2 separate regions of the Homo sapiens genome follow, and region 1 is linked to region 2. Evidence: chromatin loops called from intact Hi-C (ENCODE). Cell type or tissue: B cell. All regions are shown on one strand. Each heading gives the region's core, and the rest is flanking DNA. Links, peaks and the distances in the headings are about the cores only. Region 1 overlaps CDKN2B-AS1 (CDKN2B and CDKN2A antisense cis and trans regulatory RNA 1). Region 2 has its middle 190 kb from the start of CDKN2B.

Region 1 (15,967 bases), core at 4,018-12,017, 150 kb before region 2:
TGTGAAGGATAATTGGCTAAAACTTTTCCACTTTTATTAGTAATTTGAGAGTTTTTTTCTCCATGGATTTTAGTCACTGGTAAAGGCTGTTTCATATTCATAGATTTTTTTCTACGGTAAGAAACATATGATGTTGAATAAGGTATGAATTACAAATTAAGGCTTTTCCACATTCGCTGCCTTTATAAGATTTTTTTTTCTTCATCAAAATCTATTCACACACACACAGACACACATGCGCTGTTTTGATTTTCTTCAAATATATCCAGTGTTCAGTTCTTGGGCACATATTAATATACTTGCCTAGATGAAGACTATGTGTCCTCAGGAATTTATAATCTAGCAGGTGAAAGATTTGCTTCTTTCAAAATGTGACTCTACTTCCCCACTCCTTAGGTTGTGAAAGCAGTTGTTTACGCTTTATTTCATTGTTTTCCAAACTTTAGTTATTTATGTGCCATCTTCATGATTATGCTATTCACATACCACCTATACTATTATGCTTCTGAAAATATACTATGATTTTCAACTTAATTAAATTTGTTTAGTAATAACAGTAGCTGTTACATCACTAGGTTGATGTGCTAGTTAAAAATTTTTAAATATACTTTAATATAAATATGTTACTACTAAATTATTTTTTTGTCTGTATGCACCCAAAATCTTGCCTTTAGTAGTACTACACATATCATGCTTTGGGAAACTCTACCCATGAGATTCATATTCAAGCATGAGGAATGGCAAAAGAAAATACAGAAATAGTGATAGTAACCATAGCAATGGTAATAAGAGCTATTATTTATTGAGGACTTTACGTATGTCATTTAATTTTATTTTATCCTCACAACAAATTTTAGCCATGAGTATCAGATAAATATGAGGCAAAAGGGCAGGAAAGAAGGAACAGTGGAAGTCAAGCTTTTTTTCGCCTAGGTCAGCTATAACTAACACGACAAGATGTTTTAGTATTTGTACTTTATTTTTAGTCAGCTCAGATTTCACACCTGACTATTTTACAAAAATTTGGATGTGATGGTGGCAGATTAACATAATTACTTTTAGCAATTATTATGGGACAAATTAGTTAAAGGTTGTAAAATGCCTAGAAACAGAGTAGAATATCCTAGTAGGATATCCTAGAATATCCTATAATTAAGTTATCAAACAATTACTCTGATTATTTTTCACAGTAGTTCAATCAAAGTGTAACTTTGGGTCTGTTAGTATACATGAGTGTGAATACTCTGGAGATTTGATCTTTGGCTTTCCTGTGTAAGTTCATATATATTTTTGTTATTATCCTGTAAATAACTGAATTATAGTACAGTGATTCTGTAAAAAACACTTTAGTTATTAATATTCTTTGGTGTGAAGTTCACATTAAAAATTGTTATATTTCCAGAACCTGGTTTTTACCTGTGAAAGTCAATGCATCCTTCTTTTAATCCTCTGCATTGGTTTTGCATAGCTTGATGAAATATGACTTGCTTCTCCTCCCTCCCCCTCCTTCCTGTGCCTGTATCCCCATCATTTTTTTTTCTATTCCTCTTGGTATCTGGACTTCTTTTTCTGCCAAATGAGTCAGTAAGAGAGGAAATGTTTAACCCACATTTGTCATCTTGGCTGGGAAAGAAGTTTGAAGGCAAAAGGTGCCTGAATATGTTTCACTAGGATGCTGACACAACCTTTTTGACTCTCTCCTAAGAATACTACTCTATATTCAAGTTATAAAGTGCTAAATGATCTATTTCCACCATGTATACATTTCATATGATCAATACTTATTTTGTAACTTTTTTCTTTGAGGAGAAGTATTTTTCTTTTGGAAAAATATTATTTATTTGTGTGTGTGTGTGTGTGTGTGTGTGTGTGTGTATTTATTTTCTTTTAATATGTGGTCTCCCTATGCAAAGGATTTGATTTTATAAACAGAAGCAATAGGATTAAGAGGATAAAGGAAAAATAGGAGAAGGGGAAATATGAGTATCATGATAAGGTAAAAATGAATTGCTTGTATTCTAACATAGAATAGCTACTACCTGTTGAGTGTTTATTATATATTAGACATTTAAGACTAATCAAAATATCTAATCTAATGAAATAATCACTGTTTTGAATTTGCTTAGATTTAGTAGATGTAGAAACTGAGACTTAGAGAGGTTTATTTACTCAACTCCACACTGCTAATTACTGGTGAAAGTAGAATTTTACTCCTCTGGTTTTCTCATCCAGCACATCATCACTATAACCCTTATAGTTTGCTTTTGGCACAAGTATTCATTATTAATGGAAATGCATAGTATTATCTCAGCAAATGTACAAATAGTTTAGCTTCACTAAACTAGTCAATTTTTTTTTTCTAAACATCAATGCTTAGGAAGCAAAACAGGCTGGGGGAACAGTAGTTGTACTGGTGGCAGCTGTGGTGCTGATGGAGGAAGTGGTGGAATGCATAGGCTGCTCATGCTTTTTGCCACAATGAAGGTCAAAAAGTAGATCACTTAAAGTCTAAAGTTAACCTTGGGGGTCATATTCTTCACCAAAAACTATGTTTATACATATAGACTTAGCAGTATGCTATAAAAGTGAAGATATAGCACTATAAAATTCCACCATAAAGTAAATTGTTCAAGATTGTGGTCCAAGCTCTTCAAAATGCTCATAAATCAGAAGGTGTATTTATTAAACAATATTTTATATGTACCTATAATAATACAATACTATACTACACAAATTGGACCTAAAATGAATTCTCTTGCTATATTAAATATTAAACATTAAATAGGCAGAAATTTTGTTTGCACTGGACTTAGAATATAAGAAGAAAATTTGGGACAACCTGAATAGTTGAGGTCTCTTGAGAAACCCTTCAGCTTCTTTTCCTCCAAATAAATTTCTCTGTAGCAAATGGAAGCCATCCAAATGATTCCCTAGCTACCTCAAAGTACTGTAATTTGTCTACTTCACAAAGTGGAGGACTATATCTAGCAATAATTCAAGAAAAATGCAGTGACTCCCATTATATCTTAGGCACTATGCTAGGAAGTTTATGCATATCATTTTGTTTGATTTTAATAGCAACTTCATGAAATAAATCATCATAATAAATCACTATTTCAGATATTGAGAAACCACAGAAAGAGAGAAGTTAAATAATTTTCCTGTCAAAGACCACATCAATGATGAAGCCAGAATTTGAGCTCATGTACTTAACCACTGGACTACCTGCCTGCCCTGTCGAGGAACAGCTAAGGTTGTCATAGAGTCTTGACTGTGTATAGATAGTTGTTTGAAGAGAGAAAAAAGGCAGGAGGATCTGGGGCATATGTTTAAATCAGGCATTGGCATCTGTACTAGAATTGAAAGGTGGAACTATTATTGTGTTCTATTTATTGAGTATAGGTATACCATATTCAATGTATTTCTCTGCTTCATACACTATCCAAGGTGATAAAAGTGTTTATGAAGAGGGATTAGGAAATATCTGCTGTGTTTAGGTCATAGTCCAACCAAAGGATTAATTAACATTTGCCTCTTTTTTCTCCTACATCCAGTGTCCCTTTTGATGAGAAGAATAAGCCTCATTCTGATTCAACAGCAGAGATCAAAGAAAAGACTTCTGTTTTCTGGCCACCAGATATATGTTATCTGTGCTTAAAGAATTGAAAAACACACATCAAAGGAGAATTTTCTTGGAAAGAGAGGTAATGAGATACAGTGAAAGAGAATGGAGATTCTTTAAATCACAGAGACCTAGGATCAAATCCTGTGATTAGCACTTTTTAGTAATGTAGCCTACTTCATTTCTTTGAGCCCTCGTTTATTTTTCTGAAAATGAGGGTGATCTAAATTACGTCTGGAGTAGTAATAAAGATTAAATCCATGTGATACAGGTAAACTCATGACAATAATAGACATGAAACAAATAGTCTTTCATCTCCCTCCTTTGCTCAAGCATTGCTCTGCTCTTCTCACCTCCTTTCCCTTCCTTTTTCTTTTCTCCTCTTTATTTTGTCTGTACCCAATAGCTTTTCCCAAGCCTTAAAACTATGTATAGGTATATTGTTGCAGCAAAATGCATAAAGGAGACACTCATTATTTGCATCCATTTATATGCTGATATAAATATTTCATCCTCACAAGTTTCAGAGGGAAAGACCACATGCTGGTGATTTGGTGAGAAAGAAGCAACTATTTCTGTGATTTAATTTCAACCTGAGCATTAAAGAGGCACCCTTTCACTACTAGTGGTAACTCCATGCTTCCAAGAACTAATGAGCTGAAGAACTTAGCACTTGTGATGAATTAGTCAAGCAAAAATTATGAAGCGAGTAATCTATAACATTATAGTACATTACAAATGCTGAAATATATTAGTTATTATTTATTATGATTCTTATAGCTCATTTATACTGTACAAAATTCTTCTGTCATTTTATGAAGATGTTACACATATACATAACAAAACTTAGCTAATTAGATACAAAGACTATAGAACCAAATAACTCTTTTCTAAATATTTTCCCTTTAAGGAGGTTTTGCAATCCAGCTTTGCTGTGGTTAGACACTGTTGATGAGAAAACTTTTTTTTTCTTTCTTTTTTTTTTTTAGACAGGGAATCATTCTGTTGCCCAGGCTGTAATGCAGTGGCACAATCATGGTTCATTGCAGCCTCAACCTCTTGGGCTATAGTCGTCCTCCTGCCTCAGTCTTCTGAGTAGCTGGGACTATTTGATGTGCACTCCCATGTGCGGCTAATTTTTGTATTTTTTTTTTTTTGTAGAGATGGGTTTTCAACATGTTGCCTAGGCTGGTCTCGAGCTCCTAGGCTCAAGGTATCCACCTGCCTCAGCCTCTCAAAGTGCTGGGATTACAGGCGTGAGTCAGTGCGCCTGACCTGGATGAGAAAATATTGAGTTGGAAACCCAAAATATGACATAAATAATTGGTATATTTTAGAGCTGGATTTCAACAACTTTTCAACACTGTCATCCTGTAAATGTCTTTCCGTCCTAATCCCATTGCCCATGCACTCAGCAGAAGTGTGTGCCTCTAAGGTGGATGCTGGTATGAAATATCTCAGCTGGGGCAGGCTCTGAAAGGGAGAGATCTGGTTAAAGTGCTCATACCAAACAAAGCTCCTCATGATGCTGGCCTAACTCTCCCAATCCTGCATTTCTCAACAAAACTTTTTGCTCTTCTCTTTCACATAACTCCCGTGGAATAATTTCCATTGAATTGCATGGAAGAGGCTGTTCATGGGGTTAGTCTGGCAGATAAGAGGTCTCCACTGGATTTTTTCATTTTGCAATCAGTTTCATACATATACGTACATACTTTTCTTGGAGTCATAGTTCATTCTCAGGTCTTTTAGAGTTAAATATCTTTCATTTCTTCTTTTAAGGTCTTAATTTCTTGTTTTTCGAGTTTCATGGGAGATATCCAGTCACCAATCCAATCCATATCGGGGAAAAGTACAACAAATGAGTGAAATTTGTAACCAACCTTGGATGATGGAATAAGACATTTGGGAGAACACAGGAGAAGTGGGGAGGTTAAGGAGGGATAGCTCTGTGAAAATTTTGCATTACTCTTGCCTGAGGTCTACTCTTCCTTGTCATGTTGGTGGCTGTTTTGACAATGAGAAATATTTAATGGCAAACTTAGTCTTCTAATTTGAAAATGGAAATCATAACAGTTCTTGCCTCTTAGGGATAGTGTGAGACAAGTGAAATAATCCATGTAAGAGGTATAGTACTATGCTTGCCATTCTTTAAGAGCTCAACAAATATTCACTTTTTACCTATTAGTATCAATCTTAATTCTAAAATTCTATTATTTAATATTTTCCAGTGGTGTTTCTAAATAATATCTAATGACTAGGCTAATACACTATGTGGTTCTTCTAGGGTTCAAGCATCACTGTTAGGTGTGCTGGAATCCTTTCCCGAGTCAGTACTGCTTTCTAGAAGAAAACCGGGGAGATCTATTTGGAATGTATCTAACTCCAAAGAAACCATCAGAGGTAACAGGTAGGAGATATGAAACGACCTTTTAGATATGAACCCTAATTGAATAAAAGTTGCCAAACAACTGTTCCCAAACATCTAAAGAAGAGTTTTAGTCTAAGTGGAATGGCTGGAGAGTATGGGAAGAGTTCTTTCCTACTCTGTCCAAACACAAGCCTCTGTGACATTTATCAAAGAAATGCAGCCCTTTAAATCTGGGTATAAGTCCGAAAGGTGCTTTCCTTGTGAAGCTTCTTTTGTCCTCTGCTTTTAGGACTCTCTGCACACTGCATCCTCTATGTCACCCTCCAGTACATCTGCTCTTACACAAGGGGCCCCACAGGGACTGGCCCACACACCAGCCAGGGCACATGGGCCAACTTTTAACAGCAAAAGGAAATGCTAAATCCTAGAGTAGGGCAGATGAGAAAAATGGCATTCTTCAGAGAGCTGGGATGACTCACATTAAGATCAAGGGCCCTGAAGTAAGACAGACCTGAGTCTGAATCTCAATTCCAACAATAAATTTGTTTATACACTTAAGGCATCATGTATAGTATTGTTAAATAGATACTTTACAAGATTGTAACTAAGAGGAAGCAAAATAATATCTGTAAAGCGTTTCATAGATTGGCCAGCATATAGTAAACATTTAATAATTAGTAGCTATTATTATTTTTCCTTAAATATTTTTTTTCTGGCTTCCTAGCAATCATAAAATTTAGTCTTGTATAGACTCCATGGCTAGGACTTGCAGAATTAAAAATGGTCTGAACAATTTAGACATTGCCTTTTTGTCCTCAAACCAAGGGGTGAATTTTTATTCTAAAATATCCAGATTGTCCATATCACTTAACCAGTTGATTGCTAAGTCTGTATTTCTCTTTTATGCAATTGGGAAACATTAAAAAGTTGAATGTATATACTGTACACATACATGCACACACATAGACTTAAGTACATAAATGTGTATGTACCTTCCATAGCACTTAGCTCATCTGTTCTTTCCTATGACCTTTTCTATAATCCTGTGAAGTAGGTTTTATATTATCCTATTTTATGATTAAAGGAGAAGGGAAGACAGAAAAGCAGCCTGGCTTGGCCAGAGGCCTTGCAATTGATTACGTATAGAGCCAGGGAGTCCTGACCCCTTTTCAGTTTTTCTTCCTCTGTACTGCTGTGATGACTGTGGAAGTGAAGTACTTCTTTGGCTGCCAAGGAAGTCCCAGCTGAAAGGTAACCAAAGGAAAGGAGTATTTGGGAGCAGCATGGCTGAAATCCAGTTAACAGTTAAAATCCCGTTGGGCAATTTCTCGTTAATTGACAACAGGAATTGCTGTCACTGTCCTGTCTAGCCACTTTCAAACGGTGGGGATGTTAGCAAGAGCTCCCAGTGAATGCTTCCTAGGAGAGCAGTGATTGCTTTGGCTAGCTTCTTCTGTAGCAGTTTTCTGGCGGTGAAAAGTCTGTACTAAGACAATTGGAGGTGGTAATCATTTTCTAATAACCACCTCAGGCTTTTGGCACCTAATTCGCTGGCACTGTCTAGGGAAGCTCCTTATGCTAACTCATGCTTCTTGCCATGTCAATCTGCTTATCTAATTTTGCTGGGAAATCTGATATCACCCTTCAAATAGTTCACCTCAGTGGGATCCAGTGTGTGACCTGCAAAGTGCTCAAGGAAGAGTCTGATCAGCTCTGACAAGCAAACAGCAGAAAGAAGTTTTGAAAAAACGGCTACCGTTTTTGCAGCTTTTTCACTGTGGTTCCATGGTGTTTGAAATCAGAATGTAATATTGAGTTAATGACACAAGGAAACACTTGGATGTTCATATTGTCTACTTGGTTTTCATGAACCTCACATGGACTGGCTTCATCCTGTTTCAGAGTCCATTCAACTGTAATTTCCACTCTACTTCCTGTGCAGGCCTTCCTCTGGTTTGTGGGCTGTACATTTCAGCCTGCTCCTTTAAGGGGCCCCCTGAGCTGAAAATGAAAGAGACATTTTGTTGCTTCTGCTACCTGCTTATCGTCCAATCCCAATCTCAGATTTTCTTTTTCTATTTTTTAAACCCGAGTAGCACTTTTCCAACTAGTGTGTAGTTTTTCTTTCAATTCTCTGCTCTTCACAGTAATTAAACAAGAGCTAGCCTCCTTTTCCAAATCTTGTTTTTGTAATACCTTTATTCCCAAAGAGTTATGCTTATAAGAGTAACATAAATGTGTTAAACTTGGTATTGATTTGATGATTTCATAAACCCCAGACTCCTTGAAATTCTGCAGGTTTTTGTGAAAGGACTTGCTTAAAATCTTTGCTAATCTACCTGAATTTTCTTCCAAAGGCAGTTATATACAATGTTTCTTAAAACTAATTCTCCAAATTTGCAATTTGGCAGCATCCTACTGGGACTCTAGAAGGCTGATAAATCATGGAGAGTAGGTATTCATATAGGAACTATGAAAGCTGTATGTAGTAAACACTACTTAAGAAGGCCTTACATTTCATAAAAAGTTGGAGATTTTTGTGGAGACTCATAAAATGCATCCTTTATATCAGTGAAGTTTTTGCTTCTAGGTATATTATACTCACATCGAAACACTCCAGGGATTTTGTTTTCAGCCTGCATATACCACGTATATTTATTATCTGGATAGATAAATTAGACGTATACATTTAAAGGAGTTTGCATCAGCTGCTGCTAGGAAGTTTTTCTTGTGTTAGTTAAGATCCTGTGAAACAACCCTTGACATTTCACTAGCTGCACAGTTTGTAATAAAATCCATTTTAGCCTGAGGTTAAATCATGACTGTGGTCCTCACATCATGGTGGGGGATCCTGGTGGCCAGATTAAAGGAAACTCCACATTCTCATTTCTGACTTCCCTACAACCTTGTATTAAGACCTTAATTGAAAAACTTATTGCCTCTCTCACCAAAATATTTCAAATTTTAATAGTTTCCCCCAATGAAATTACAAGTACTATTTTACTTTTTTCAGTGCCCTTGGAATTTCGAGGCTGGATGGGGGGCTTCAATGTCTGACTCATTAAGTGTTCTATATACAAAGCCCTACATGGTCCCTAGAGCATAGCAGGCATTCAGTGAATGAAATGAATGAATGAAAAGCTAGAGTCACATTTTAGTGACCTAACTGTATATTTTCAGAGTAATGTAGTGCTTAAAAAAGGACAATGATAACACGTTTCTACAAAGAGATGCATGACAGATAACACTTCTCAAGAAGAAGGAATTTAGCTTCTGTCATTTGATCTAGGTTTTCAATTACAGAAGCATTGAGAATTTCCTGTGGCTGGATAAGGGCGAATCTTTAAGGCAAGTTGAAGACCCAGGCTGCCCATGTGGACATCAATACTCCCACAGAGCACTCTTCATGAAGAAAAGTGTGGGCTTGCTGTCTTTTCATCAAAACTCGTAGAATTTGGCTGACTGCCTGGTTTATCCCAGGACATTAGTCAGCCCACAAATCCCGCATTTGTTTATTCAGTCCAGAGCAAGTGAATACTGCCATTTTCTCATCTCCTTTGTTGGCAACACTTTGTTAACCTGAATTGGGTTCTCAACATAAAATGAAGTGACTAATCTTTTGGGGGGTTCCCCCTCCCAGGTTCTTGTATGAGCAACTAAATCTACACACCACAAAGCCCCATGCTGTCATTTTTTCTCATCCTGCCCCTTTATTTTGATGATTCCACATTGTAGTTCATGAAACCAATACCTTCTAGAGTGTGGCTGAACTGGCGCCAGCATTAAGAAAAGGAGTTTCCAAACTTTTTAGTTTTGTGAGAAAATGTTAGAGGAAGAGGGAGGTTAGGTTGACTATTTATACTTATGTAATCTTCTGTGAATTTGCAGTAGTTATCACCTTGTACTCTCAAAAGTTTTCTAGCTCTGAGTATGTGAATCTGAAAGTGCAGGAAGTAGGAATCTTAGCACAAAACAACCAGTTTGGATTATCACACAATTAATATGGGACGGAGCTGGAGGATGGACCTGAACAGAATGTATATTCTTTATCACTAGGTTATTTATCTATCTACAGATGTCTAGAAAGACCTGGGCTTTTTTAGCAAACGTTTGAGAATCTAGGTTTCTAAGTTTCCATTGACCATGAAAGAGTGATTAGTTTTAGAAGACAGTTGGGGGCAACATTGTGCAAGTCAGAAGAGGGGATGAAGAAAATCATAAAGCTAAACATGTTTGCCATAGGCCCAGGCTGTTTTTCAGCATGTTTCACCTAGCAGCTTGGCAGATAATTCCCAGTGATCATTAGGTCTGTGGAAATTCTGTTTGGTTTATAAAGTTTTGGCCCTGACTATGTGTACCACTGATAACTTGTTTTTCTCTCTCTTCCCTTTTCCTCCAACTCGTAGCCAGAGCTACCTTCCAGATGACTTCTTTCTACCACTTTCTTTCTTCCCAGTGTAAGAGAATGCAAGTATATGCTGATGTTTGGAGCAAGAACATTCAAAAATTTTCTTATTAACATAACTTCTAATGGAAATACAGTATACTACTATGGTGCATACAAAGAAGAAATAGCAACATATATTTGTTTTAGACCTGATTGCTGTATTTTATTCCTTAGGTCCTCCTTGATGTCTTGTAGACCGTCACTAGCTAATTGTTACAGCCATCGAAGGAAAAAATAAGGATTTTTACTTAGGACATACGTAACAGAAAAAGAGATGGTTTAGCAAAAAAGCACAGGCTTTGCAATAAGCAGCCTTAAATTAAAAAAAAAAAAGTTAACTCATAACTAACTGTGTGACCTGGGATAAGTTACTGACCCTCTTTAGGGCTTAGGGTCCTAATCTGCAAAACGGAAATTATAATAATAACCTTAGCTAGCATTTCTTGTGCACATACTATAAGCTGGTGATAAACAATTTATACACACTATCTCATTTAATCCTCACAACAATCCTGTGAGATAGGTACTATTATCATTTCTATTTTACAGATGAAGAATCCAGACATAAGAAGTGAAGTTAAGTAACTTTCTCAAGGTCGCACAGCTACCATATGATGGAGCTGGAATGTGAATCTCTGCAGTTTGACGCCAGAGTGCATGCTCTTAGTCACTACATTTGTCTACAAATCTAAAACACGTAAGACACATAGGAGGTGCTCAGTTAGTGGTATCTATTATTAAATCAGACTATAAATAATCACCAGGCAATACTTGAAAGGCCACAAACAATTTCTTAGGATTTGTGACAATACTAATAATTATAACTGATTATGAGCATACCTTGTGTCAGGCACTTCTTTTCATAGTATTTCAGTCATTATTTAAGAGATTTATTCTTATTTTTATTTTTCTAGTGAGAAAACTGAGGCTCAAAAAAGCCGACAAATTTGTTTAGGATTACAAAAATATCAAATGATAGGATTGAAAATCAAATCCATATCCTTTCTATGTGAAAACCTGTGTTCTTTCAGCTTTTTTTATTTTTATTTTTTTATTTTTTATTTATTTTTTTAAATTTTTATTTATTTTATTTTTTTATTTTATAAGCCTTTTTATTTTTATTTATTTTACTTTATTTGTTGTTGCTGGTGTTTTTTTCTTGAGACAGAGTCTCACTCTGTCTCAGCTCACTGTAACTTCTGCCTCCCGGGTTCAAGCAATTCTCCTGCCTCTGCCTCCCAAGGAGCTGGGATTACAGGCACCTGCCACCATGCCTGGCTCACTTTTGTATTTTTAGTAGAGATGGGGTTTCACCATGTTGGCCAGGCTGGTCTCGAACTCCTGACCTCAAGTGATCTGCCTGCCTTGGCCTCCCAAAGTGCTGGGATTTACAGGCATGAGCCACCACGCCCAGCCTGCCTGATTTTTAAAATTATTAAATTCATATTTGTTATTTATCAGATGCCTCTGCCACTTTATTTTTTAAAAATTTATTTTTATTAAGGTATAGTTAACAAATAAAAATTCTATATATTTATTGTGTACAGTGGAATGTTTTGATATATGTATACATTGTGAAATGGTTAAATCAAACTAAGATATCTGTCATCTCATATGCATGCCATATTTTTGTGGTGAGAACATTTATGATCTACTCTCTTAGCAATTTTTAATATTCTGCTGTTTGACTTTTAAACCAAGGCTTGGATTAGGACAGTCTTTGTAGCTTAGTTTTAGGTTCAGGGATAACAAAAGTTGTTTTATCCTTTGGGCTTTTGCAACTTGCCATTTTCTTAATGAAGATCTGGGAGAAAAATTAGTTTAAGTGGTTTTTAAAATAGCCATTAGCTCAGGACATACTCAGCCAAGGCAGGATAAGTAGTTTTGCCAGCATTCTTCTGTAGGTAGGTTGGTTGTTTTTTGTTTTTTTGCCACAGTCTTTTTAAAAAATATAACTTTAAAAAAACCTTGGTTTTCTGTGATTGATCTTTTTCACTATTTTTTATAGAGGGCCAGGAATATGAGTAAATAATTCTTGGGCTTGGGTGCAGATGATCCACGTGCTGGCAGACAGAAATCTAAAGGGACAAAAGAGGCTGTCCTTTGAAGATACTTTTCCTGGCTTGGGTTTTATATTTTTGGATTTGATTTAGTGAAAATTTTTATTGAGGACCTACTGCATACCAGACACTCGGCTACATTATGAGAGGTTTGGGGGGCCTATATTGGCATATAGGGAGGATGAATAAAGAATACAAACAATTATAGTACAAATCAGAATAAAATTTGGCATGCAACGGGCTATCAGATAGTATGGAGGAAGAAAGCATATTTTATTAGTGGAGCTAGGAAATACGTTACAAAGTTGATAGCATTCTTGATGGGTCTTGAAGGTTACATAGATTTTTTTTTCTTTTTTTTTTTTTGAGACGGAGTCTTGCAGTGTCGTCTGGGCTGGAGTGCAGTGGTGCAATCTCACCTCCCGGGTTCAAGTGACTCTCCTGCCTCAGCCTCCTGAGTAGCTCGGATTAGAGGCTCCTGCCACCACATCCAGCTAATTTATATATGTGTGTGTGTATATATATATATATATATATATTTTTTTTTTTTTCCAGTAGAGACGGGGTTTCACCATGTTGGCCAGACTGGTCTTGAACTCTCGACCTCGTGATTCGCCCGCCTCGGCCTCCCAAAGTGCTGGGATTACAGGTGTGAGACACCACACCCGGCGGATAGAGAGAATTTTGACAGGTGAGGAGGTATTCCAATGCAAAAGAATAATAGGAGCAAAAGCACAGTGGTGAGAAATTGGAGGGGAACTGTGAAAATTGCCACATAGATTAGAGGCAGGAAAATAAAGGACGGCTAAGTTTATATAGTGAACAGTGAGCCGCATGGACACAGGTGACTGTTTTCTCCTTTTTGAACCCCTGCTTACTCCAGAGTCACCACCTCTCCTGGCTTTCTGCCAATCTTCTTGGCCACAGTTTCTCGGTCTTCTTTTCTGGCTTCTCTTCCTTGGCCTGAATGCTACATGTTAAGTGATGTCAGCTTCAGTTTTCTTAACCTCTCTTCTCTTAAGTTGCTATCATTTAAATATCTTTAAATATCATCTACATCCAAGTGACCTCTAAACCAGTAATTTTACCCATGACCCATCTCCTCAACTCCGGATTGTATATAAAACTGTCTACTCAACATCTTCACTTTTGATGTCTAAATCTCTATGTCCAATTTAGAATTCTTGATTCTTTGCTTTCCCTCCCTCCTGGAAATCCTGCTCTTACCAGTCTTCCCCATCTTAATTAATGAACCTGACATTCACCTAGTAGCTTAGTCCTCAAAACTAGGGATTAATCTAGATTTAGTCATTTTTCTTACTCTTGCCATATAATAACATATTATTCTGAGTTTACCTTTACCCGACCCCAAATAGGTAACTGCTGTTTTTGTTATAAGATAGTAATATTTGCCTCTGAGTGTATGTGAATTATTTTGATAAAAATAAATATTATTTTTAAAATATTAATTTTACAGGGATTGTCTCTTGATTTCTTTCCAAAAGTTAACTCATAAGTTGTTCAGCAGAGCTATGTATTCTTCAGTATGTTATAATTTCGTTCCATCTTCCAAAAGGCCTTCACATTCTCTTGGCTTACAGACTCAGATGCTATGGATTAGATACACAAGTACATGTTCCTGTATATCTATTATATAGTGAACATAACAATTATGATTGTGATCTTCCAAAGCTCGTATTTTTAATCAAAATTAATTAAATATTTTAAGCCAAAGAATAAAGGTAGATGCAGCATCTAGTCAAAAGGATATTTCTGCTGGCCACACTCAGGAAGACATAAAGATATAGTTGTAGAAAGTGATATAGTATTGGCCAGGTGTGGTGGCTCACACCTGTAATCCCAGCACTTTGGGAGGCCAAGGTGGGCTGATTGCTTGAGCTCAGGAGTTCGAGGCCAGCTTGGGCAACATGGTGTAAACCCCATCTCTACAAAATACAAAAATTAGCCAGGTGTGGTGGTGGGCACCTGGAGTCTCAGCTACTCAGGAGGCAGAGGTGGAGGATTGCTTGAGCCTGCGAGGTGGAGGTTGCAGTGAGCTGAGGTAGTGCCACTGCACTCCAGCCTGGGCGATAGAGTGAGACCCTGTCTTGAGAAAAAAAAAAGCAACCCAGTGATAGGCTGGGCAAGGTGGCTCATGCCTATATTTCTAGCAGTTTGAGAGGCCAAGGCGGGTGGATCACCTGAGGTCAGGAGTTTGCAACCAGCCTTGCCAACATGGTGAAACCCTGTCTCTACTAAAAATATAAAAAATTAGCCAGGTGTGGTGGTGGGCACCTGTAATCCCAGCTACTGGGGAGGCTGAGGCAGGAGATTTGCTTGAAAAAAAATTAGCCAGGTGTGGTGGTGGGCACCTGTAATCCCAGCTACTGGGGAGGCTGAGGCAGGAGATTTGCTTGAATCCGAGAGGCAGAGGCTACAGTGAGCCGAGATTGCGCCATTGCACTTCAGCCTGGGCAGCAAGAGCGAAACTCCATCTCAAAAATGAAACAAACAAACCCAGTGAAAACCAGTATTGAAAATAGATTGCCTCTCCCTTGCTTCATGGTCTGTTCTTACGTAATTTTCAAGATAAGTTCATTTTGGCGGGTACTGACAAATTTCCATTTATTTACTTTTTTCCCTTACATTCATTTCTTCTCAGTCTCTCCAATGAACGCCTTCACTGATATCCAAAGCATGAAGGACACACCAGGGAAAAACATAGACCTAACACAGGACAAATGGAATTATTAGAAACATTTTCTAGCAGAAGAACACTATTCTGTTGCCATTTGAATCTTTGCTTCTTTCTAGGTTTGACAATGAGCCTATCATATAAGCCCAAATGTAAACAGAAAGAGGTTGAATCAGTCACGATAAGCCCAATTATGCTGTGGTAACAAACAACCTCAAAATCTCATTGGCTTAAAATATACAGAATTATTCTTACTCATGGCACATATCCATCTATCATCTGCAGGGGATCTGCTCACTGAAGTCACTTAGGAACTTGGACTGATGGAACGGCCACTTTTTGGTCACTATATGTATTAATCTGTTTTAATCCTGCTGATAAAGACCCAAAATTGGGAACAAAAAGAAGTTTAACTAGACTTACAGTTCCGCATGGCTGAGGAGGCCTCAGAATCATGGTGGGAGGCGAAAGGCACTTCTTACATGGTGGCAGCAAGAGAAAAATGAGGAAGAAGCAAAAGCGGAAACCTCTGATAAACCCATCAGATCTTATGAGACTTATTCCACTATCAAGAGAATAGCATGGGAAAGACTGGCTCCCATAATTTACCTCCCTCTGGGTCCCTCCCTCAACATGTGGGAATTCTGGGAGAAACAATTCAAGGTGAGATTTGGTGGGGATGCAGCCAAACCACGTAATTTCACCCCTGGCCCCTCCAAATCTCATGTCCTCACATTTCCAAACCAACCATGCCTTCCCAATAGTCACCCAA
Region 2 (15,967 bases), core at 4,167-12,166:
CCGTCTGATCTTTGACAAAGCTGTCAAAAACAAACAATGGGGACAAGATTTCCTGTTCAACAAATGGTGCTGGGATAACTGGCTAGCCATATACAGATGGTATACTTTCTTATACCATCAACAAAAATCAACTGAAGATGGATGGAATACTCAAATGTAAAACCCAAACCTATCAAAACCCTAGAAGAAAACGTAGACAACAACAAACAGGACATAGGAATGGGCAAAGAGTTCACGACAAAGATGCCAAAAGCAAATGCAACAAAAGCAAAAATTGACAAATGAGATCTAATTAAACTAAAAGGCTTCTGCACAGCGAAAGAAACTATCAACTGAGTAAACAGACAACCTACAGAATGGGAGGACATTTTTGCAATCTATGAAACTGACAAAGTTTAATATTCAGCACCTATAAAGAACTTAAACAAATTTACAAGGAAAAAAGAAACAACCCCATTAAAAAGTGGGCAAAGGACATGAACGGACACTTTTCAAAAGAAGACACACATGTGGCCAACAAACATATGAAAAAAGCTCAACATCACTAATCATTAAAGAAATGCAAATCAAAACCACAATGAGATACTATCTCACACCTGTCAGAATGGCTATTATTAAAAAGTCAAGAAGATGCTTGTGACATTCTGGAGAAAAAAATGCTTTTACACTGTTGGTGAGAGTATAAATTAGTTCAACCATTGTGGAAGACAGTCTGGCGATTCCTCAAAGACCTAGAGGCACAAATACCAAATACCATTTGATCCAGCAATCCCATTACTGAGTATGTATGCAAGGGAATATAAATCATTCTATTCTAAAGATACATGCACACATATGTTCATTGCAGCTCTATTCACAATAGCAAAGACATGGAATCAATCTAAATGCCCATCTGTGATAGACTCAATAAAGAGAATGTAGTACATATATACATATACACCATGGAATACTATGCCACCATATAAAGGAATGAGATCATGTCATTTTTAGGGACATGGATGGAGCTGGAGGCCATTATCCTTAGAGAACTAACAGAGGAACAGAAATACCAAATGCCACGTGTTCTCACTTATAAATGGGAGCTGAATGATGAGAACACATAGACACATCGGGATGAACAACACACACTGAGGTGGGAGGAGGGAGAGCATCAGGATGCAGAGCTAATGGATGCTGGGCTTAATACCTGGGTGTTGGGATGATCTGTGCAGCAAACCACAATAGGACACATTTACCTATGTAACAAACATGCACATCCTGCCCATGTAACCTGGAACTTAAAATAAAAATTTGAAATAAAAAAAAACTGCGGCACATATCAACCCATCATCTAAGTTCAAAGCCCAGCACACATTAGTTAATTTTCCTGATGCCCTCCCTCCCTATGCCCACCTCCCCAATCCCAGTTGTGTTGTTCCTCTCCCTGGGCTTTTGTGTTCACATTGTTTCACTCCCACTTATAAGTGAGAACATGCAGTGTTTGGTTTTTGTTCCTGTGTTAGTATGCTGAGTATAATGGCTTCCAGCTCCATCCATGTTCCTGCAAAGGACATGATCTCATTTCTTTTGATGGCTGCATAGTATTCCATGGTGTATATGTACCACATTTTCTTTATCCAGTCTATCACTGATGGGCGTTTTGTTTGATTCCATGTTTCTGCTATTGTGGATAGTGCTGCAATGAACATACACATGCATGTATCTTTATAATAGAATGATTTATATTCCAAAAAAGGATTTCTTTGTAACCCACTCATTTCAATTTACAATTTATTTTATGCATTTTCCAAGTCATTGGTGACAGCGATTAACGTATTCACATATCTTTGTGTTAATCTATGATTATTCAATAGCATAATTATCTAAAATGGGATTCCTATATTAGAGTATACATACTTTTAAGATTTTTAGTATCTATAGCCTGATTATCCCCCAGAAATTTTCTTCTAATTCCGTTTCCAGAAAATGACTACCCATTTTAATTCAACTGCATGAGTATAAAATATTAACATGTTACTTTTTGATTAATTGTTGTATGAAATATTACATGTTTTTATTTTCTTTAATTTTTTGTGAGAATTAATTCTTTTTTGATGTTTTTTAAAAAATTCTTTTAAAAATGTTTGTATCTTGCCCAGGTGCAGTGGCTCGCATCTGTAATCTCAGCACTTTGGGAGGCCTAGGGGTGCAGATCACTTGAGGTCAGGAATTCAAGACCAGCCTGGCCAATATGATGAAACCCTGTCTCTATTAAAAATACAAAAATTAGCCAGGCATGATGGAATGCCCCTGTAATCCCAGCTACTTGGGAGGCTGAGACAGGAGAACCACTTGAACCCAGGAGGTGGAGGTTGTAGTGAGCCGAGATTGCACCACTGCGCTCTAGCCTGGGTGACAGAGTGCGACTCTGTCTCAAAAAAAAAAAAAGTAAATTTTCTATCTGTAATCATAATTGTTTGCCTATTTATTCATAATGTTTGCCTAGCTTTCTATTTTAGGACTCATTTTATGGATTTGTAAAGTCTTTGTCTGTAGTAAAGATACAAATACAGTATCTTCTGTCAATTATTTTTCCAGCCTTTTCTTTTAATTTTATTTTTTCCTGAAGAGTTTTTACAGTGGTTTTTATTATTATTACTTTCAAAGATTATACTTAGAACGTCCTTCTCATTTAGGCCGGGTGCGGTGGCTCACACCTGTAATCCCAGCACTTTGGGAGGCCGAGGCAGGTGGATCACGAGGTCAGGAGATCAAAACCATCCTGGCTAACATGGTGAAACCCAGTCTCTACTGAAAAATACAAAAAAAATTAGCTGGGCATGGTGGTGGGCACCTGTAGTCCCAGCTACTCGGGAGGCTGAGGCAGGAAAATGGCATGAACCCAGGAGGCAGAGCTTGCAGTGAGCCGAGATTGCGCCACTGCACTCCAGCCTGGGCGACAGAGTGAAACTCCGTCTCAAAAAAAAAAAAAAAGAAAGTCCTTCTCATTTTAAGACAATAAACATATACTTAAATTTGCTTCATGTTGATTTATGATTTAAAAAGTACTTAAATTTTTATTCCTTCTGGAAAGATCGTATGAGGGGAGGCACTGAAAACATTTTCCAGTTATTTTATTTCCATGTTGTGTAATGAATAATATTTTCTTTCCCTACTATTTTTTAATAGCAACTTTATTACATATAAACGTTTATGTTCACTTTGGCATATAACACTGCAATGATTTGCACATAAATGGGTTATGAAGATAGTACGAAAACATACTCTTTCTTCAGTAGATTGTTAGAAGATGCCTTGTGTAGACTTCTTTTGTATCTCCTATAGTATTTTGAATGTGGCAGCCAATAAAAACTTCTTGTATGACATGAATGATTAATGAGTCATAGATATGCCTGGGAAAGTTTTTTTTTTTGATTTTTAATTTAACTGTTCTTTTAAGTTCAGGGGTAGGTTATTATATAGATAAATGCAGGTTTGTTATATAAATAAACTTGTGCCATGTGGGTTTGTTGTACAGATTATTTCATCTCCCAGGTATTAAGCCCCATACCCAGTAATTATTTTTCCTGATCCTCTCCCTCCTCACAATCTCCATCCTCTGAGAGGCCCCAGTAGGTGTTGTTTCCCTGTATGTGTCCATGTGTTCTCATCATTCAGCTCCCACTTATAAGTGAGAACATGTGGTATTTTGTTTTCTTTTCCTGTATTAGTTCACTAAGGATAATGACCTCCAGCTCCATCCATGTCCCTGGAAATGACATGATCTCATTCCTTTTTATGGCTGCATAGTATTTCATGGTGTATCTGTGTCATATTTTCTTTATCAAGTCTACCATTGATGGGCATTTAGATTGATTCCTGTCTTTTCTATTGTGAATAGTGCTGCAGTGAACATATGCATACATGTGTCTTTATAATAGAATGGTTTATATTCATTTGGGTATATACCTAGTAATGGGATAGGTGAGACAAATGGTATTTCAGCCTCCAGGTCTTTGAGGAATCACCACATTGTCTTCCTCAATGGTTGAACTATTTACATTCCCACCAACTTTGTATAAGTGTCCTTTTTCTCTGCAGCCTTACCAGCGTCTGTTGTTTTTTGACTTTTTAATAGCCATTCTGACTGGTGTGAGATGATATCTTATTGTGATTTTTATTTGAATTTTTCTAATAATGAGTGATGTTGAGTTTTTTTTCCTATGATTGTTGGCCTCACGTATGTCTTTTGGGAAGTGTCTGTTCTTGTCCTTTGCCCACTTTTTAATGAGGTTATTTTTTTCTTGTAAATTTGTTTAAGTTCCTTATAGATGCTGGATATTAGACCTTTTTCAGGTATGTAGTTTGCAAAAATATTCTCCCATTCTATAGGTTGTTTGTTCACTCTGTTGATGGTTTCTTCCTTGTGTAGAAACTATTTAGCTTAATTAGATCCCATATGTTAACTTTTGCTTTTGTTGCAATTGCTTTTAGCATCTTCGTATGAAATCTTTCCCCATTCCTATATCCTGTTTGGTATTGCCTAGGTTTTATTCTAGGGTTTTGATTATTTTTGGGTTTTGCATTTTAAGTCTGTAATCCAACTTGAGTTGATTTTTGTGTATGATATAAGGAAGGGGTCTAGTTTTAATTTTCTGTATATGGCTAGCCAGTTATCCCAGCACCATTATTGAATAGGAAATCCTTTCCCAATTGCTTGTTTTCGCTAGGTTTATTGAAGATTAGATAGTTGTAGGCTTGCAGTCTTATTTCTGGGTTCTCTATTATGTTCCTTGGTCTCTGCATCTGTTCTAGTACCAGTATCATGCTGCTGTTTTGGTTACTGTAGCCCTGTAGCATAGTTGAAGCCATGTAGCATGATGTCTCCAGTTTTGTTTTTTTTGCTTAGGACTGCCTTAGCTATTTGGGCTCTTTTTTGGTTCCATATGAGTTTTAAAATAGTTTTTTTTCTAATTCTGTGAAGAATGTCAATAGCATTTTGATGGTAATAGCATTGCATCTATAAATCGCTTTGGGCAGTATGGCCATTTTCACAATATTGATTCTCTTCACGAGCAAGGAATGTTTTTCCATTTGTTTGTGTCATCTTTGATTTCTTTGAGCAGTGTTTTTTACTTCTTCTTGTAGAAATCATTCACTTCTGTGGTTAGCTATACTCCTAGATATTTAATTTTTTGTTGTTGCAATTGTGAATGAGATTGCGTTCCTGATCTGGCCCTCAGCATGACTGTTGTTGGTGTATAGGAATGTTTGTGATTTTTGCATTACTAACATTTTTCTATCTCAGAAGACAAATTGATTTTTGTATCCTGAGACTTTGTTGAAGTTTATCAACTTAAGGAGCTTTTGGGTTGAGGTTATGGTGTTTTCTAGATATAGGATTATATTATCTGCAAACAGGGACAGTTTGAATTCCTCTGTTCCTATTTCAATGCCTTTATCTTTTTACTTTCCCTGATTGCCCTGACCAGGACTTCCAATGCTATATTAAATAGAAGTGGTGAGAGAGGGCATCCTTTTCTTGTGCTGGTTTTCATGAGGGATACTTCCAGCTTTTGCCCACTTAGTGTGATGTTGGTCATGGTTTGTCATAGATGGCTCTTATCATTTTGAGGTATGTTCCTTCAATACCTAGTTTATTGAGAGTTTTAACATGAAGAGGTATTGAATTTTATTGAAAGTCTTTTCTGCATCTATTGAGAGAATCATGTGGTTTTTGTCTTTAGTTCTGTTTATGTAATGAGACAAATTTATTGATTTGCATATGTTGAATGAAGCTTGCACACCAGAGAAAAAGTCTACTTGGTTGTAGTGGATAAGCTTTTTGATGTGCTGCTGAATTAGGTTTGCTAGTATATTGCTGGGGATTTTCACATCAATAGTCATCATAGACATTGGCTTGACATTTTCTTTTTTCATTGTGTCTCTGCTACATTTTGGCATCAGGAAGATGCTGGCCTCATTGAACGAGTTAGGGAGGAGACCTTCCTCATTAATTCTTTGGAATAGTTTCAGTAGGAATGGTACCAGCTCTTCTTTGTACAACAGGTAGAATTCAGCTGTGTATCTGGCTTTTCCCGAGCTTTTGTTGGTTGGTAGGCTATTTATTACTACTCAATTTCAGAGATCATTATTTGTCTGTTCAGGAATTTAATTTCTCCTTGGTTGAGTCTTTGGAGGGTGTATATGTCAAGATATTTATGCATTTCTTCTAGATTTTCTAGTTTACATGCATATACATGTTGATAATATTCTCTGATGATTATTTGTATTTCTGTGGGGTCAATGGTAATATCTCCCTTGTTATTTCTGATTGTGTTTATTTGAACCTTCTCTCTTTTCTTCCATATTAGTCTAGCTAGTGGTCTATTTTATTATTATTTTTTAAAGTTTTGTTGATGTTTTGAATAGTTTTTCTTGTTTCAGTCTCCTTCAGTTTATCCCTAATTTTGTTTTTTTTTCTTATCTTCAGCTAGATTTGAGATTCTTTTAGTTGTGATATTAGGTTGTTAACTTAAGGTCTTTCTAACTTTTTGATGTAGGGATGTAGCACTATAATTTCCCACTTACACTCTCTTAGCTATGTCCCAGTTATTCTGGTATGTTTTATCTTTGTTCTCATTACTTACAAAGAACTTCTTCATTTCTGCCTTAATTTCATTATGTACCCAACAGGCATTCAGGAGCATATTATTTAATTTCCATGTAATTGTATTGTTTTGAGTGAATTTCTTAGTCTTGATTTTTAATTTGATTATGCTATGGTCTGAGAGACTTTGTAAATGATTTTAGTAGTTTGCATTTGCTCAGGAGTGTTTTATGTGCAATTATGTGATTGATTTTAGAGTCTGTACCATGTGACAATAAGAAAAACTTATAATCTATTGTTTTTGGGTGGAGAGTACTCCAGATGTGTATCAGGTCTATTTGATCTAGTGCTGAGTTCATGTCCTGAATATTTTTGTTAATTTTTTTGTCTGGATAATCTATCTAATAATGTCAGTACAGTGTTAAAGTCTCTTACTATTATTATGTGGGAGTATATGTCTCTTTGTCAATGGGGTTCTCTGCATTTCCTGAATTTGAATGTTGGCCTCTCTAGCAAGGTTGGAGAAATTATGTATAATGTCCTGAAATATTCTTTCCATGATTCGTTCCTGATATAGTTTGGTTGTGTCCCCACCCAAATCTCACCTTGAATTGTAATAATTCCCATGTGTCAAGGGTGGGGCCAGGTGGAGGAAATTGCATTAGGGGGGCAGTTTCCCTCCTATTGTTCTCATGGTAGTAAATAAGTCTCATAAGATCTGATGGTTTTATAAAAGGGAATTCCCCTGTACACCCTCTGTTGCCTGCCACCATTTAAGACAAGCTTTCGCTTCTCCTTTGCCTTCTGCCATGACTGTGAGGCCTCCCCAGCCATGTGGAACTGTGAGTCTATTTAGCCTCTTTTTCTCTATAAATTCCTCTGTCTGAAGTATGTCTTATACAGCATGAGAACTGACTAATACAGTAAATCGGTACTGGTAGAGTGGGGTGCTGCTGTAAAGATACCCAAAAATGTGGAAATGACTTTGGAACTGAGAAACAGGCAGAGGTTGGGTCAGTTTGGAGGGCTCAGAAGAGGACAGGAAGAAGTTTGAAGGGAAAGTTTGGATCTTCCTAGAGACTTGATGAATGGCTTTGACCAAAATGCTGACATTGATACATGGACAATAAAGTTCAGGTTGAGGTGGTCTCACATGGAGATGAAGACCTTGTTGGAAACTGGAATAAAAGTGACTCTTGCTATGTTTTAGCAAAGAGACTGGCATTTTGCCCCTGCCTTAGAGATTTGTGGAACTTTGAACTTGAGAGAAATGATTTAGGGTATCTGGTAGAAGAATTTTCTAAGCAGCAAAGCATTCAAGAGGTGACTTCGGTGCTGTTAAATGCATTGAGTTTTATGTATTCGCAGATTTATGCTTTGGAACTGAAACATGTTTAAAAGGGAAGCAGAGCACGAAAATTCAGAAAATGTACAGCCTGATGATGCAATAGAAAAGAAAAACCCGGTTGCTGAGGATAAATTCAAGCTGGCTTCAGAAGTTTGCATAAGTAATGAGAAGCCAAATGTTAATCACCAAGACAATAGGGAAAATGTCTCTAGGGCCTGCCAGAGGTCTTCCAGAAGCCCCTCCCATCACAGGCCTGGAGGCCTAGGAGAAAAAAGTGGTCTTGTGGGCTGGGCCCAGGACCTTGCTACATTGTGCATTCTCATGACTTGGTGCCCTGTGCCCTAGCCATGGCTAGAACTCAGGCCATTGATTCAGAAAGGGTGCATGACCCAAGCCTTGGTGGCCTTCATTTGGTATTGGGCTGTGGGCGCACAGAAGTCAAGAACTGAGATTTGGGAACCTCCACGTAGATTTCAGAGGATGTATGGACCTGGAACACACAGGTTCCAGAGGCAGTATGGAAACGTCTGGATGAACAGGCAGAAGTTTGCTGCAGGGGTTGGGCCCTCATGGAGAACCTCTGCTAGGACAGTGTGGAAGGGAAATGTGGAGCTGGCACCCCTACACAGATTCCCCACTGGGACACTGCCTAGTGGAGTTGTGAGAAAAGGGCCACCGTCCTCCAGACCCCAGAACGGTAGATCCACCAACACCTTACACCACGTACCTGGAAAAGCCACAGACACTCAATGCCAGCCTGTGAAAGCAGCTGAGAGGTGGGCTGTACCCTGCAAAGCCACAGGGGTGGAACTGCCCAAGAGGGCATGGGAGCTCACCTCTTGCATCAGCAGGACCTAGATATGAGACGTGGAGTAAAAGGAGATCATTTCAGAACTTTAAAATTTGGCTGCCCTGCTGGATTTTGGACTTGCATGAAGCCTGTAGTCCCCTCCTTTTGGCTGACTTCTCCCATTTGGAATGGGTGTATTTACCCAATGCTTGTATCCCCATTGTATCTAGGAAGTAACTAACTTGCTTTTGATTTTGCAGGATCATAGGTGGAAAGAACTTGCCTTGTCAGATGAGAATTTGGACTGTGGACTTTTGAGTTAATGCTGAAATGAGTTAAGATTTCAGGGAGCTGTTGGGAAAGCATGATTGTTTTTGAAATGTGAGAACATGAGATTTGGGAGGGGCTAGGTGTGGAATAATATGGTTTGGCTGTTTCCCCACCCAAATCTCACCTTGAAGTTTAATAATCCCCACATGTCATGGGAGGGACCTGGTAGAGATAATTGAATCATGGGAGTGGTTTCCCCCATACTGTTCTCACAATAGTGAATAAGTCTCATGAAATCTGATGATTTTATAAAGGAGAGTTTCCCTGAACATATTCTCTTGTCTGCCACCATGTAAGACTTCCCTTTGCTTTTCCTTTACCTTCTACCATGATTGTGAATCCTCCCAGTCATGCTGAACTGTGAGTCCATTAAACCTCTTCCCTTTATAAATTACCCAGTCTCAGACATGTTTTATTTGCAGCATGAGAATAGATTATATAGTTCCCTTCTCCCCATCTCTTTTAGGGACACCCAGGAGTCATAGATTTCTTCTTTATGTAATCCCACATCTCTCAGGGATTTTGTTTATTTCTTTTTATTCTTTTTTCTCTATTTCTTTATTACAGTCTTATTTCAGAAAGACAGTCTTCAAGCTCTGAGATTCTTTCCTCCACTTGGCCTAATCTGCTACTAATAGTTGTGGTTGCATTGTAAAATTTCTTGCAGTGTATTTTTTAGCTCTATTAGGTTGGTTAGGTTCTTTTCTATACTGACTATTTTGTCTGTAAGTTCCTGCATTGTTTATGATTTTTTAGCTTCCTTGCATTAGATTTCACCTTATTCCTATAGCTCAATCATTTCTATCCATATTCTGAATTACATTTCTGTCATTTCAGCCATCTCAGCCAGTTCAGAACCTTGCTGGAGAGGTGATGTGTGTTTTTGGAGGTAAAAAGGTACTCTGGCTTTGTGCGTTATCAGGGTTCTTGTACTGATTGTTTCTCATCTTCTGGGCTTATCTTCCTTCAGTCTTTGAGGATGCTTACCTTTGGATGAGTGTTTTTTCTTTTATCCTATTTAATGACCTTGAGGATTTGATTGTGGTATAAGGTGCAGTCAGCTAACTGGCTTCATTTCTGGAAGATTTTAGAGATTTGGTCCTCAGCTCTCAACTCCTGGGCTTAGTTCTCTAACTTTGGAGGACTTGTGTTGGGCCCCACTTTGTTCTCTGTCTCCTTGAGATTAGGAATCTGCTATCCTGGGGGCACTGAGGTGCTCCTGGACCACTGTTTACTGCACTCTGATGGGTGATGTCAGCCAAAATGTTTCGTGGTGTAGTGACAGTGGGATCCTTCTTGTCTGCATTTCAGCAGCATTGGTAGCAGCAGCTGTGGCAGAGTGCTAGTGGGTGCTGGGGGTCCTGCCTCCCTGTGAGCATTCATCGCAGTGGTGGAGGCAATGCAGCTAGAGGGGTGTGTGTTGCCTGCGACTGTGCAGTCGCACTCAAGGTGGTGTTGGCTTGGGAGCAAGATGTTGGCAGGCACTGGTCTGGGTGCCTTCTTTGTGCCCTACAAGCAGGAGTGGTCCCTCAGGGCAGGGGTGGATCCACTTTTCTCTGTATAGTGTTTGCATAAGGCAGGGTGCTTGCAGGGGGAGGGCTGGTTTGCTCTGTGCCCATCAATGCTCCATCTGCAATAGCAATCAGCAGGCGGCAGAGGGGCTGACTGCACTCCTGCATGCTGGTGAGGCAACAAAAGCAAAACCTGCCCTGTGCAGCCACATGCCAGCAAAACAATGTGAGGAGTTGCCAGGGGCCCAGAGGAAGCCGCAGTATTGGAAGGGAATGTGTGGACTGGTGTGTGTCCATAGGCACTGCCCACTGGAGCTCTCCATCTGTCAGGCGTGATCCACCATTGCAAAAGCTATGGTGTGGGCCCTCAGGGCACCAAAGGCTGCCCTGCAACTATGTGTGGCCAGGCTGTGGCCCCAGGAGAGTCTAGCAGACCAAGGGGTGCTCAGGTTGTACTGGTCCCATCTGATGGACAAGACCACCCTACAGAATTCAGAACTGACAGTTCCCCTATGGCTAAAGTCTCCTATGGGTGCAAATCGAGCCTAGGGGGATGGCCAGGCTTGCCCGGGGCTCCTTTGCCTCTGCTTTAGAGTTGAATGCCCCAACCCACTCAGCAGAGAGGTGTGGTGGTGATTCCCCTCCAAAACTCTTTCTTCTCCCTTCCTGGCTTCTTTGAAGTGTTGAAAGAGAGTATTCAACAAGTATTTTTGTTTCATTACTTGCTTAAATAACACCTTTGTCTCATACTGGAAGTCCACAGTATCTGGTTCTTAGTTCCCAATAAATAAAACCAAGAGGCTGAATAGATGAGTGGTTTTCAAATTGTGATTAAAGTCCTTAGGAATAAAGAGGCACTTTGGGGGGCACTGTTGTAAACAAACAAAACAAAATAAAAAACAAAACAGCCCCATCTTCCCAACAGCCTTGTAAAACCGCTGAAGCAGGTAATGCTCCAATGCTAGTCACACTAGGTCAAGTATAAGTTTAATTAATTAGAAGGTTTTTTTCCCACCCTTGGACCTTGGCCACTCCTTTCTTCAGTGACCTTAGGGTGAGTCACTTGCTAGTCCATGGGAGTTTGCAGTGCTCCTGCCTGATTCCCAAGAAGAAATCCATGATCCTACCCCATTACAAGAGAGGATGTTAGGACCATGTACTTTCTTTCCTTTATGATTAAACCACTCTTCAAAATCTACTAATTTACTGAGTCTGTTAAGTATTGTTGACAAAGAACCTGTAAGTTTTGTGCCAAAAAGTTAAATCAAATGAAATAGAATGAAAAACAGGAGGTCACCTGGAATGGAAAAATGTTTATACCTGGAATCCTTTTATGGTCAACTTTCTCGGATTTTAAAAAAATTCACTTAGTTATTCTCAAAAAGGTCAGCATAAGCATTAATGATAAACCTTGGAATTAACCTATAGCTTAGAGATCTTCCTCAATAACTTCTACCTCATCTAGAAAAAGCCAACTGAAGCAAAAGAGATGTATTTTTTTCATAAAGACTACTCGATTTGCAAGTTAAAATCATTTCCTAAATAGTTTCTTCAATGACATAGATATAATAGAGTAGTCTGTCGCTAAGCATATTGACATTTTTGGTATTGTAAAACCCAATAAGCCCAAATTAACAGCTTATTCCTGTTTGAATTATAAAATAGGGCTCTTTAGAGATTTTAGCAAGTCGTTTGCTAAAGTACTCTAGAAATTTAATTTGATTTAAAAGTTTAAAAGTTTGAGGGTCCTTGTATACCATGCAAAATAATTTGGAGAACACTTAGTAATCTTTAAAGATTAATAGTAATATTAATTTTTAAAAACGAATGACAAAGTTTTAGTTTGAGCAGTTGAGTGAATACCAGCAGCAAGAAAACGAGACCCCTTGTTCTCTTTAGTGGGGACTGATATTAGGGGCTAAAATCTGGGCACCAAGTGTGTTCAATGCTACTGTGGTATTTCTGCCTCTAGGTCTTTTTGTGGTCTGAGATAAGAAATATATACAGGTATATAGACATATAAACACCTAAATATATACTTACTACATGTATTTTTATATACACATAAATTAGATACATATACATGTACACATATATACATGCATATAAATGTATACGTGTGTGTGTGTATATATGTATCTATTTAGAAATCTTGAGTCCATGCTGATACCACTGATTCTGATCCAGCCTCACTAAGTGCTTGCTTTCTCTGTTTCATGTTTATTAGCCCCCTTTTCCACAGCAAGAAAACAAGTAGCTCCCAACAACTTCGATACATTTACTAATTTGTTTACTCTTATAATAGATCTAAAATAATTTCAGAATTGCTTTGCCCATACCTCTGAAACCCTTCAGGATTTGTCTGGTGTTCTCTACCCTGTACATGTAACTTGCCCAAAGCTAAGGGTTTATAGTCAAATACTGTGATCATAAGCTACTCAGGGTTGTCCTTTCATTGCCACACCGTCCCTGTAATATGCTACATTTTTCTTTAGAAATAACATTGGGTTCATGTTTGCGTTTGCTTTCATTTTCTTTCCTTTCTTATCCTTTTTCAAATTATGTTTATTCTTTCAGTATGTAGAATATTAAGATAACTTCATGTCAAACCGTAAAAACAGGAATTGTCAGGGAAGTGTCACACTTTGCATATATGTTCCATACGCTTCCCCTGAAAACTTCATAGTTTTCACTTTTCCTCTTTCTTTTTGTAAAGATATGCCTGATTTCTTACTTCCTAATCTTTTTTACACAAAAGGTGGCATACTATATGTATTCTTCTGCACCGTGCTTTTGGTCATTTAACAATATGTCTGGGAAATTGCTGCACATTAGTTCATAAGTATCTTATTCTTTTTTTTTTTACAGCTTCATGGAACTTAGAGAGCAACAATAAGCTAGCGATTCAGAGAGAGAGAAAGACAGAGAGAGAGAGAGAAAGAGACAGAGATAAAGCTACTGTTGTATGATGTGGGAATCTGGGGAAAGAAGATAGGTAAAAAACATATTTTGGAAGTTTTCTTTGAGGTGTGAGGTGTGAGGTGTAATTCACTGTACATCCTTTTCCCCTAATAAAAATCTCAGAAAAGGCCACTCTTCTGTTCTATTGAATATGTCACTTTGATGAAGCAGGTTTGAAAGTGAAACACGAAGGTTGAATTTGAATTACAGGAGAGCATCAATGCTATCATATGGTGAGTCATGTAAAATTTCTGTTTCAAGTGTAGCTAAAGTTAGAGGGTCCTTCCAGGGCTGGCTGTGCTGCAAGAAGAGGGGCAGTGGATGTCCAGATCCTTGTCCTCTGGAAATTGGGATTTCGAGGCTAGTCATAGACAGGGAGATTTCGCAATAGGGTAATAGAGACTGCAAAATAAGCTGAGTCAGCAGAGCCACGGAATCCGCATGAAATAAACATTTCATTGACAGCCTGGGATCCACAGGGTTAGATGTAGACATCAGAGCTCGGTTATTGTGCCCAAATCTGAGAACTGGAGATGAAAGGAGGCCCAAACATTTCAAGAATAAACAGGGAGGGACTCAGGATGATCTTCCAGCTAGAACAAGCACGCTTTTCACAGCTTCTTTTGAAGTTCTGCTTGGGTGTGGTGGGTCAGCTGAGTTTAACAGATCTAAGACACAAACACGTAGAAATCCAAGGCCTGGAATAGAATGGCATAGAAAAGGTCCAGAGAAGGAGTTAAAGTGAGTAAAATATAAGCATGAAGGGAACATATTTGAATTTGACTTCTATATTTTGGAAAGAGATCTAGGATGAGATGTAATGAAGGAGCCTTATTAAACAAATCCTAGAATACCCAAACTCAAGTTCTTGAGTAGATATGTCTGAAAATTAAGTTATATTTTAAATATCAGGTAGTAAATATAAGTAATTTACTTCCTTACTAGGCTGAGAATATGCCTCGCCGCCAGTATAAATTCTTAGGTGAGTAATTTAGAATTAACTGAAAGAAAGTAGACACATTCAAGTAATTATTTTTCTTTTTGGTAAGACAGGATGTAAGAGCTTATAGTGTGATCAATTGCAGAACACCTTTCCCACTTCTTCTTTCTCTGTTTACTCCTTTCCTCTTTCATTATTGAATTTGTGACAAACATCTATAATAAAACCTGAAGGCCAAGAGAAAAATATACTTGGTTAAATTTGTTGAATGGGCTGTATTTAAGGGTTTTCTTAGAATTAAAAAATAAAAGGGAAATTAAATTTGATTTAAATTTTTAGATAGTCATAACATTTTTTCTGAGCTTAAATTTTTTTTTTTAAATAAACAAATAATTGTATCTACTTATGGGCAACAGCGCAGTGTTTTGATATATGTATTCATCCCTGAGTTTGTCCTGTAGTATTATTTTTGGCTGTCAGATGAAGCCTAGGGATGCCTTCAAATAGTGATTTGTAAATGGATGTAACAAAATACACAGAATTACTAAAGAAGTCAATTAAATTGAAATATAGCTACCAAAAAATTTAAAAAAACTGTAATATGGTAATATATACACTCTAACAGAATAAATAACAGGGAAATAACTTTAGGTCTATTATAATGAGTAATATGATACTGGTGAATATAAACAATATTATTTTGTGACAATAGTTACATGCTATAAAAATATCTTAAATTTACATTGGTGAAAAAGTCAAAGTTATTGTTATTACTTCTATGGTTTTTTTTAATGCTCATAATTAAATGAAATGACAGCTTCCAGTTAGTCAAAATCAATATTTAAATTTTTCCTATTTCTCAGATTCCCTGATTTCTAGGGATTATGGACCCCATTTAGGAAACTCTGCTCTAAGGAATTATTATATTTTATGGTATCTTAATATATAAATATGAAACAAAGATACAAGTATACAAAAATAAATATGTCCTCCTGTGTTGGTCGCCCACCACCTTAGTGATTTCTAATTTCAATGATTTCATTTTTAGGAATTTTATTAAACTGATAATTTTTATATCTAATTTCTTGTCATATACTTTTATACCTATATATTTTGTTAAAAATATTTATCACATTTATTAATTTGAATATTTATTTAAATGTATTATTTCTACTGACTTTTATCCATAGTGACTGATTTCATTGCATGTTTTATTAATTTTGTGTTATACATTTTATAAATGTATTACATTTGACCATGTGCCTTGCATGGTCAAATGTAATAAGGTAATTCCCACTTTACCTGTGGGAATTCTTTGAGGCCTGATTTTATGTGATTTTTCTCTAGAAAGGATTTATATTTACTTCTTTCAGGTGCCTGGAGACACTACCAACCCAGGAACTGTTTAAACCAAAATTTCAGCTTTATTTTTGTTTTTAAGATCCACAAAAGTATTGTGACCAGAAGGTCCTAAATCTGTGTGTGAGTGCAGGATTAT

What was found. A loop is a pair of places that touch in the nucleus more often than their neighbours do. Peaks named below come from ENCODE experiments on the same cell type or tissue, not always from the same donor. Only the 100,000 strongest peaks of a DNase experiment are listed, where the experiment ranks them.
Region 1: a loop joins it to region 2, with 2.1 times the contacts of the local background. A loop is called at or near these places in 1 of 110 quality-filtered maps.

Annotation. Positions count from the first base shown.
Region 1 is chr9:22,043,197-22,059,163 of GRCh38, forward strand. It overlaps CDKN2B-AS1 (CDKN2B and CDKN2A antisense cis and trans regulatory RNA 1), which reads left to right. Exons shown (of 19, transcript NR_003529.4): 4 at 3,121-3,253; 5 at 3,555-3,704; 6 at 5,910-6,032; 7 at 13,056-13,191; 8 at 15,163-15,858. Among named protein-coding and RNA genes, the nearest start is that of CDKN2B, 42 kb to the left of the region's middle. In B cell, for the core only: no CTCF peak of the experiment used is centred there; a DNase peak (open chromatin) is centred at 7,955; H3K4me3 peaks cover 538 bases; H3K27ac peaks cover 634 bases.
Region 2 is chr9:22,189,833-22,205,799 of GRCh38, forward strand. No RefSeq gene overlaps it. Among named protein-coding and RNA genes, the nearest start is that of CDKN2B, 190 kb to the left of the region's middle. RefSeq lists an enhancer at 7,524-7,583. In B cell, for the core only: no CTCF peak of the experiment used is centred there; DNase peaks (open chromatin) are centred at 7,369 and 7,989; H3K4me3 peaks cover 1,412 bases; H3K27ac peaks cover 1,603 bases.